Regions from separate parts of the Mus musculus genome. Here region 2 is linked to region 1. The links are chromatin contacts, found by Hi-C or POLR2A ChIA-PET in ENCODE. All regions are on one chromosome and are shown on one strand. Each heading gives the region's core, a stretch centred on a gene start or an enhancer-like site at or near the end of the contact. The rest is flanking DNA. Distances are from core to core; before and after follow the strand shown.

Region 1 (4,948 bases), core at 626-3,125:
AATAACAAAAAGAACTTTACAAAACCAAACATAACTAAATTAGAGACTTATGGCAATGGAAAACTGTAACTTTGCTTTCTGAAATAAAACGGGGGGGGGGGGGTGCATTGTTGTCTGCTGTTTTAACAGTTGACATTCCTAACAGCTAAAGATGTCAGTAAAATGAACCCCAGTAGACCCAGCAGTAAAGTAATAGATTTCTCAACTCTTTAAAACGTTCCAGATAAACACAATCATCTTCATATTGCTTCACCTTTCTCCAGCTCTGCTTGGGAGGAAAACTATAAATAAAAGATACTGAGCCATTTTAAACAACTCTGTTAATTTAAGAGTGCAAAAACCACGCTGGCTTTCTGTCACTTACATTATGCTGAAAGGGACACCTGGGCATCCACTGAAAACAAAAGCAGAGCAGCAGGCTCAAGCTCTCTCTCTGAAGCTGGCTGACTGCAGTAGGTAAGGTCATGGTCAAAATTCACAAGCTCATTGAAACTTTCAAGGCTCAGCCAACAGCGCCTATCACGTTTCCTGAGCCCATCTAAGAAGATTAAAGCTGCAGGAGTTTTCTCGCTGTCAGATCAGCAGGACGCTGTTTCAGCCCCCCACACCGCAGTCCGCAGAGTCTGCAGCCGCGCACCTCCTTACATCCCTAGCTGTGCGCTAGACTAACCCTCCCCAACGCGCACCCCGACAGTCTTTTAAACAACCTCCAAAATGGATGTAATTAACTCTAGACCACCTCGAACTCGCGACCGCCGGGACCCCCTCCGACTATCACCACCAAGGCCATCCTTCTGCAGAAGTCTGTGACTTCTGCCTGGCTCCCCAAGGAGGGGAGGAAGCAAGGGGGAGGGAGGAAGACTCCCCGCCAGGAGGTCTGGAAAGGGCACAGCAGCTGGGCGATGCGGGAAGGGATGAAGAGAAGACGCTCAGCACCAGGGCCATATTTACGTTGCTTTTTTTTTTCCTTTGCCCGTCTTCCCCACCCCCACCCCCCACCCCCCCAAAAAAATTCTCCTAGAGTCTGACAATACTGCCTTTAAAGGAAAAAAGAAAGCTAAGCTCTCAAGCTGCCGCCCAAAATCTTCTGATTCACTCCAGTCCTATCTCCGAGAAGCTCCGGACTCTTCCTGACAGGGACAGGTTCACCTGCCCACCCGCTCAGGGCAGGAGGGCCCATCGGTCCCAGACAAGTGGAGCGATCGCTCGGACTGGGCCCTGAGCGGTTCCCCGCCAGGACTGATAGCTGAGACAGAGTCGGTCCCCGCACAAACTTCCCACTTCGCGGACAGCGAGCACCGACCGGCGGGAGGACGAATGCGGGACAGGACAGCCGCGGAGAGGCTCAGAAGCACAGAACAGAGAATGCTTCTCATCCTGCACCCTCCCTGGGTTCCAAAGGGAGCGCAAGCGCCGCCGGAGAAACCCAGGAGATGGACGCTTGTCGTGGGGTTAGGGGTACCCCAAGAGGCGAGTGGCCAGAGGGCCCGGGACCGACCGAGCTAGCCGGCTAGAGGTCCCCGCCCTGCCACCGCTGCAGCAGGAGGAGCAGAGCCGGGAGGCTGAGCCCGAGGAGCAAGAGGAGCGCGCCGCAGAGGAGCCTTACCGAATGGTTGACCCCCCACATGAGCACGCTGAGCAGCGGGTCGCTGGCCCGGAACAGCTTCACTTTCTGAGCCACGAAGTGCTTCTTCTTCGTCTTGGTCTTGCTCGCCAGGACGGAGGACCCCAGGTTGCCAGGGGTCGCCATGGTCGCAGTCTCGGTCCCCTCCACCGCCGCGCCGCCGAGGCCGGGGACCCGCCCTCCCTACACGCCAGCCCGGGGAGGCAGCTGCATCCCCCGGGGCGGCCGCCGCTGCGCGCCTGCTCCAGCCCCGCTCCGCCCGCGCTCAGTCCTGGGCGCTCGCTCCGCCCGCTCCGCGCGCTCGGCCGCTTAGGCTGCAGCTGCGCTCGCCTCGCGCCCCCGCCGGCTCCCGCCCGTCGCGGCTCGGCGCACAGCCCTCGGCTGGTCCAGGCGGCGGGCGGCTTCCGCGTTGGGCGCTAGCGTCATGACGCAGAGGCGGGCGGGGCAGCGGCGCCGACGGGCGGGGCGGGTGCGGATGCGGATGCCGGACCGTTAAGCTGTTCTGTGCGCTCCGCCACCGGTGCTAAGACGAGCACTCTCCTGGCGGCCGCGATCCGTCTGGGGAGGCTGCTGCGGAGTGTGGAGACTCGCGTGAGCATGCCTTTCTCGCTCCTGGGGAGGAGCAAGGAAAGGATACGGAGCCAAGGGAGCTCCGAGGAGGGAGCCCCCAGATGCATGGGGCAGCCAGGAATGTCCGGGAACCTCCGCTTCCCGTGCCAAGGGCTGGCGAGTTCGTGGGACCCAGAGCGCTTCTTCGGGGCCCCGGGCTTCCCCAGCATCTAGGGAAAGGACCTTGGCTCCTCTTTGTCAACTGTCTGCCAGGGAGTCCCCGCCTTGAACTTCCTAACCTTTTGTATCCTGGTTGGGCCTTCCCATGCTATCGGATACTAGAATGTCATTCCCAACCTACTCTGGGATTCTTCACTGAAACCCCTGCTTTAGTCAAGACAGCCATGCCCCAGTCTGGACCGTTTGCTTGGAACCCATCATTTTGCAGGCCACCCCTTCCTTCTCTTATTCTGGACATGCACCTTCTGATTTGAAAATGTTTAGCCTTTCACCACTACCACCCCACACTGAAATTAGTCGTCCTTACGCTGGCATTTGTTGTTGCAAGTCTACAGTCCTTAGATCTTTCAAGAAGACAAAGAGTAACGCCTGGAACAAAAAGGGAGCAGATCCTGTGCGGACCTTCCTTTTCTTCATTTGACCTTTCAGCACGGTTGCCCCCAAAATCCCCTTGGTCATTCTAACTTGTTAATACTATCCCCCCCCCCCCCCGCCCCGCCGCCGCAATGATTCCTTGCTTCTTCTGGTACCAAGCATCACCATTGTTAATGGCTAAAGGGGGTGAAGATAATAACAAAACCAGCCTAAATTAATGCTGAGAAGTCATAAACTTGACCCACAGTTCCACTAGTTGACCAAATCATTTAACCAGAGACTGATGTTATTTGTGTGACTAGGTATAGCCTGACACAAAGGTCACTTTAGGGACTATGCTATAGATTGTTTGTTACACTCAAAACCAGCAGTAGATAAAAGTACACAATGTTGCAGACCTGTAATCCTGGCCCTCAGGAGGCAAGGCTAGAGGATCAGAAATTCAATATAATCCTCAGGTAGGTAGGTATGTTCAAGCCAAGCCAGGTATCCATGAAACCCTGTCTGGGGGCGGTGGAGGGGCTGTGGGGCTGTACAGTCTTTATCTTACTGATAACTCATAAACTGTCGCCTGACCTCAGAAAAGAGTCTATCTAAACCAATTTTCATAGCTTGCCCACAGGCATCCTTTCACAAGAATCTACAACCAAATTCAGCACCCTACACAGCCTACAAGTTGTTTCATTTCTCTTCCTGTGTTGGAAATAAGCATTCATATTGTTGTTAACCAGTTGGGAGTTCATTTATTTAATAAATTCTCATTGACCCAGACTCAAGAGCTTCACATCATCATTGATTATTGCTCTTCATCACCCCTCCACAGAAACCTGTACCAGCCCTTGTCCTTGAAAACAATTACCCTTTCCTCCTGGTTGAAATGAATCCTTCCACTTCAATGCCTCTGTATCTCTTTATTTGTTCACAATAGCTGTAATGTACTTAATTGTATATTAATAATGCAAGACAATGGGCTTGCTGAAAAACTGAATTCAATGACAGCAAAGAGCTGGGTGAGCCTACAAGAACAGGAAATGGACACCTCTGGGCATTGTTAGGCAACCCTTCAAAGAGAAACCTGGGCACAGATGCACCAGAGGTCACCATCTCTCCTGGGAGGGGCAGAAACAAGGATGGGAAAACAAAGGTATAATCAGAAACATTGATAACATCCTGCTGAATCCTGACTCATTGACTTCGCAAGCTGCTTCCACAGTCAAGGGAGTCACATCTATTTGCCTTCGAACTCTTTTGCTGTTGGTTCTGAGGCTGAGGTCCTTCTCTAAGCAAGGAATTATTCAAAGGACAACTACTAACAGGAAAATGTATGATGTTGAAAGGCTCCTGGCGCTGAGTTGTTTTTGCTTCCTGCAGCTGTTACTTTATTTCTTCTCTTACTATAACCAACTCGGCACACTCTCATAAAGCAGTTTGAAGCTCTTCATCAAAACGACAATGTTAAAGGTTTTACAATGACTCGGGCATCCAACCAGAAATGACTCTGTGGGGGAGTAGATGCTCTGATTCCCCACCCACCCCACCCCTGCAGAGCCTGAAAGTCCCTATATGGAGAGGAGGCTAGCCTTGAAGTCACAGGTCCATGTGCTTCTGCCTTCTGAGTGGTGGGGTTAAAGGTGTGCATTACTACATATGATTTGATTTTCTTTAAATATACCACACTTCTGATAAAAATATTTCAGTTGAAAATTCTGCGTAGGATTCTCTAAGGCGGGGAGAAATCATCAGCTTTCTTGGTTTAATTTTATCTTGGTTGTATTTGTGACTTTCCTTTATTTGAAATAGGATCTCATGTAACCCAAGTCAACTTCAAACTTGTTATGTAGCTAAGGATGGCCTTGAATTCCTGGTTCTCCTGCCTCTACATCCTAATTGATGGGATTATAGGTCTGTACCAGAAACCCCTATTTTGTGTGTGGCAGGCAAGGAATCTACCAACTGAGCCACAGCCCCAGGCCCTTTTGACTGCTTTAGGTAGAAATCACAGCAAGCTGTAAGATAAGTCCATTCCCTCTTACTTGGTATGTTCTATAACATGGTCATTCAAAACACTTGGAAGACCGTTATTAAAGAAAATATACTGTCACACCTAGCTAAAAGATAATACGTGGAATACAAATACAATTAAGCAGGCTCCAATTAGGA
Region 2 (5,224 bases), core at 709-3,208, 100 kb before region 1:
AGGGAAGGGGATGGGAGAGTCATTAAACCGTGGTCAGAGATTCTGCCACATGTTCCCTCCCCCAGCTGTCATTAATCCTGCTCCAGCTGGACGGAGCCTTGGGAAGGCTAAGGACAAGAGGAGAAAGAAGGGACTCCACCCATGCAGCTTTGGGCAGCTGTCACCCACGGGATGGGACTTTCAGTGAAGCAGCTGTCTCAGGATAATCCATGCTCCTGAGGTAGCTCTAATAAACACAGTGTTTTACTGGGCTAGACTTGGGTCAGACTGGTTCTTCAGTTTGTTGTTGGAAAAAGAAAATATTCCCACCTCTCCCAGGAAAGCTGACACAGCAGGGCCACCCAAGGTCCTTCTGTGCTTACAGCACAGCATCTTCTCAAACTAAAGGCTACAGATGGGAGTCAGGGCAACACGGGGCAGGACAAAAGGGTCTGCAATAAAAACAACTCAGTACAAATCACAGCCCAACAGCAATGCCCCTACTCCCACCAGACCCATTTATTTGCAGAGAAACACAGCTGGACTGACCGGTCTCCGGCTTCCTTTTATAATTATTAATCAGGATAAATTGGTGTTGTTAATTCCCAGAGATTTGGGAAATGGCCAACGATTTCCTCTTAGTTTATGAAACAGAAAAACTAATGATAAATGTACACAAACTACAAAATATGCTATATTCATTGGCTATAGCTTTCCTTCTTTACATTTGGTAATTTCATATCATAAACTATCAGTCTTTAAAAGTTGTCCTAAGTAGATATAATGTTCTAACTTGTTCCAAGAAAAAAGCAGACAAAATCAATATTGATAAAAAGTCTCACATTAAGTATAAACTAATTTTAAACTCTGAATTTCTTTTCTAAAAATAAATGAATTTTATCTGTGTGTAATGTATATGCATGGATACATGTGAATGTGTGTGTGTACATGTATGTAAGACGGAAGTTGATGCCAGGTGTCTTGGTCTTTCACTGAACCTGAGGCTCACCAGTTTGGCTAGGCTGGCTGGCTAGCTATCCAAGCCCCCAGCACCCTCCTGCCTCTTCCTCTCCAGCATCTGGATTACTGAAGTATGTTGTTTTATGTGGCTGCCTGAAATCAAAACTCAGGTCTTCGTTCTTTCACGGTAAACACTACACCTACTGAGGCACATCTCCTGTGCCCCTAGACATTCTCTTACTTTTTAAGTAAACATACACTCACTTGTGCGCATATGTGTATGGCCCTGTGTGGTAACTGTTCTTGTCTATCATGTGGGTTTTGGAAATTAAACTTAGATCATCAGGATTGGCACCACGTGCCCTTATCCACAGAGCTGCCCTGCCAATTTCTAAACATTCCTTTTCGGTGGCTTTACTTAGAAACCACTCACAGACCATACCACTCACCTAAAGCGTCCAACTCAGAAGGTTTCGTGAGTTTGCAAAGCCGTGCAGCTACTGTCCTGTCCTTTTTACAGCATTTTTAGCAACCTGTCTACATTTCTGTTCCGATTCCCTTTCTCTGTCCCCTTCTGAGGGTTTCTTGTTGTGGTACATTTGCCTGATCTGGACATTTCACAGTTAAAAGGTGCTGCAGTTGGCCCACACATTTTTATCCAATGGCCCAGAAACACAGGTATCACTGCACGAGGCCATGGGCGGCACAGCTGTGAAAGCTACAGACCCCAGGCTGACCCAGGCTGAGGACGGAGACACAAGTGACCTCTGCTCATTCCAGTGCTGAGCTGTAACTGTGGGGGACAAGTCACAGGCAGCAGATGTTGCTTCTAAGGCTGACTCTGGCTTTCTGGGTAGCTGAGGGTAAAATGTCTATCTGGATGAAAGCTGCGGTTCTAAGACAAAGCTATGGTGATGGGCAGATAAAACGACGTCCCTTTTAAACCCAATCATACAAGTTGGTACTTAAGTTCCCTTTTCCATAGATATGTCTTGTGACATCTGATATCCTGTCTCAAGCCTCAGCAGCTGTGTTTGAGGCTCTGGTGTTCTGGCAGCCCTCGACAGGAAATAAAGCAAGCTAATGAGGGAAGTTCCCCTGCGATGGTCTTCCCGTATTTATAATTGGAAATTTACTGTCCTTCCGCTTTCAGAAAAGGATTAACAGTGCCCTCCTTCCCACCCTCCTCCTCTAATGGTGGGCACCGAGGGTGTTTACTTCCACAGTGGGAGGTCCAGGCTTAGTGGAGCCTCCAAAAGGGGAGAAATCATAAAGGTCAATTTAATTAGCTCATTCCAATCACCAGTCCTTTATAGTTCTCATAAAACATCCTGCTTTAGTAACTGTCACTTCCCCCAGCACCTTCGTTGAAAATACCAAGCATTTTTTCACACTTAACTCTCTTGACCTAATCTCCTATCTCCATATAGTTTTGCTATTTTGCTACTTGTAGCTTGCACATTCTGGCAAAAGTCACTTGTGAAGGGCCAGCGGGATGTCTCAGGGTGGAAAGGTGCTTGCAGCCAAGCCTGATGACCGAGTTGGATTCCTGAGAACCACATGATGGAAGAAAGAACTGAGGTTGTCTTCTGACACTTACACACTTATTGACACTGACATCTCACATTTGCACACTTGCCATTTGTGTACTGTGGCACCTCAGCCCACTCCTTATCATAATTCACACACACTATAAATAAATAAATAAATAAATAAATAAATGTAGGTTTTATTTTAAAAAAATCATATGCGGAACCTTTAAAAAACGTTAGTCAAAAGGAAGACTACTTGAAAAACAATCCGTTCTACCAAGCTCCAATGTGGGAAAGCACTTAGCTTCCTAGGAGGAGCTGTCAATATTATGCACAAGAAGCTGTATTTGTAACTCTTTAAGTCACTGTGACCAAAACAACTTAAGTAGGAAGGTGTTATTTGGGTTAGAGGTTTGGGAGTGCTTAGTACAGCTTGGACCCAGGGCTTGAGCAGGACATCATGGCAACAGAGAGTGGTGGAGGATATGACAGGCGGGAAACACAGAGTGAAGATGGAGCTTAGCTGAGAGACCTGGGAAAGTTTGTTGCCCCACCCCTATCCCATATCACAGATGAAACTGAGACCCACCACGGTGGGTGAACATGGGCATAGTGGCTGAAGACCCAGGGTTCATCTAGACTCTCATGAAGCGTTCTTTTCCCAGTGTGGGCACCTGTTTTACGAACCAGAAGCCTAGACACCTGTTGACAACTCAGGATTATGACTCCATGCCTCAGATCACAGAGTCAGAAGGAAAGAGCGATTATCCCTCAGAGAGTTGTATTCTGGGTTTCCCTTGGACATATGGGAGCAAGCACAGGTGGGCTTCTGATATCATGAGAATGTTAAAGACCAACAAGCTAACTTGACCATCACTGTGGAGTCATTAAAGGTGGACTGTGCTCAAAGCCTGGTGTTAAGTTCTTATTAAAGGAAGTGGGAGCAGTGACCCTAAACACAGAATGGCTTCCGTTTTACAGTACAGCAAAACATTTAATGCTTATCAATAATGAAACAACTATCAGAGAAAAAGACTACAATGAACGGTAACAGAGAACACGGTGCAGGGGCCTCACAGAACATTATGAGAACAGTGTTTTAAACTCTCTGGTGGACTTGATTTTGGAGCTCTAACACTAGATGCTCCGAGGCTCATGAAATGGAAACATTGTGTTTACCTTGCTTGCACACGGGGATGTACAGCAGGTTCCAGGCAGGAAACACAGGCCCAGCAGGAAAACAGTGCTTGAAGGAGGGGTAGAGACACTGTGATGGGGAGGGAGGAGAATCATCTTCTCAACTTTCAGAGAAGAGAGGAAAACATCCAAGAAACGGGATGCAGATTGGGGTGATGTGGAGTGCATCTTATGCTTCTTAAGGCTGAGCATCCGAGATGGAATGCCTGTGTGTTTTAGCCCAAGTGTCCACGAACAGGATGGAGTAACTACCCAGGGCCCCATGGGAATGCGGAACGTGGCTATCCAGGGAGAACAAACTGCAAGAGTGAGCTGGACAAACCCAAAAACTGTGGTGGTTTGAACAATCTTGGCGCATGGGAAGTGACACTATTAGGAGGTATGTTCTTGTTGGAGTAGGTGTGTCCTTGTTGGGGGAAGTGTGTTACTGTACAAGTGAACTTTGAGGTCCTATGCTTAAGCTCCACCCAGGGCAAAAGAGACCTTCCTGCTGACTACCTGTGGGAGACAGTCTCCTCATGGCTGATGATCAAGATATAGAACTCTCAACTTCAATAGCAAGATGTCAGCCTGGATGCTGACATGCTTCCTGCCATGATAATGGACTGAACCTCTGAACCTGCAAGCCCGCCTCAATTATATTTGCCTTTATAAGAGAGTTGCCTTGGCCTTGGCGTCTCTTCACAACAATAAAAGCCCAACTAAGATACCAGCAGCCCAGAGGGGAAGAGACAAGAGTTGAAACAGTGCACAGAGCAAGAACATACAGGTGGGGACACTCGGTATGACTGTCGAGAGACAGAATCCAGGAAGGCTCCCACAAGGGTTCCTATGGCCAAGCTTCCTGGAGCTGGGCCTCTCCCCCAGACTCCTACTGAGTGGCCAACAGTCTTGTGTGTACTTCATGATCTCCAAGCCACAGGTCAGAAACTCAACTTTATCTTCCCCTCTCTTCTTGCATTAAACTCCCAATTCCCTTCCATGACTCAAAATCCTGCTGCTCTTCCTACTCATGTAGGGTTGATCACAAGAGGGCACCTGATGCCCTCTTCTGGCCACTGTGGGTACCTGCACTCATGTGGCATACACACGTAAACATGAATAAAAAATAAGACTTTTAAAAATTATTTACTACCCCCTTCCCAGATTTCAGGGTCTGGGACATGGCTCAGTAGATAAAGTACTTGCCACCTGAGTTAGGATCTACACACATCCACATAAAGTCAAGAGACGGGGGTTCTCAGTGAAACCAGTGAGCTCCAGATTCAGGGAGAGGCCATGTGTAAAGTGGATAGCAACTCAGAAAGATACCAGACACCAGTTTCTGGCTTCTGCATGCATTCACACATGCATGCAAACACATATACATACATGCACATAAATACATACGTATTTAAATCATATACACATATACTCACAAAAAACAAAAGCAGACTTCATACATCTCTTCTCCCCTGCACAAAATCCACAAAATTGCTTGCTAGCTGCAGATAAGGTGAGGTCTTCAGACTTGATATCATGCTCTCCTTGTGTGCCTGGCAACTTCCCCATCTGCA

Evidence for each region. Hi-C counts contacts between places; a loop is a spot of excess contacts on that map. ChIA-PET counts read pairs that join two places held with the same protein, here RNA polymerase II (POLR2A).
Region 2: a map of heart shows a loop between it and region 1 (2.5-fold over the local background). The contact joins the enhancer-like site here to the promoter of Pip4k2a in region 1. A Hi-C loop is called at or near these places in 5 of 37 maps with a recorded cell type or tissue (T-helper 17 cell, heart and v-Abl transformed pro-B cells). POLR2A ChIA-PET finds 5 or more read pairs at or near these places in 1 of 5 experiments (Patski).

Annotation. Positions count from the first base shown.
Region 1 is chr2:18,996,246-19,001,193 of GRCm38, forward strand. Pip4k2a (phosphatidylinositol-5-phosphate 4-kinase, type II, alpha) reads right to left here and starts at 1,876. Exons shown (of 10, transcript NM_008845.4): 1 at 1,607-1,876. The coding sequence starts at 1,750. 4930426L09Rik (RIKEN cDNA 4930426L09 gene) reads left to right here and starts at 2,074. Exons shown (of 1, transcript NR_024323.1): 1 at 2,074-3,559.
Region 2 is chr2:18,896,118-18,901,341 of GRCm38, forward strand. All of the region lies in intron 3 of Pip4k2a (phosphatidylinositol-5-phosphate 4-kinase, type II, alpha), which reads right to left. Among named protein-coding and RNA genes, the nearest start is that of Gm33534, 20 kb to the left of the region's middle. Within about 2 kb of position 1,959, at least 1 of the 3 ENCODE cell types and tissues checked has a DNase peak (open chromatin) inside an H3K27ac peak, as active enhancers do; it is heart, where a contact is called at or near this core.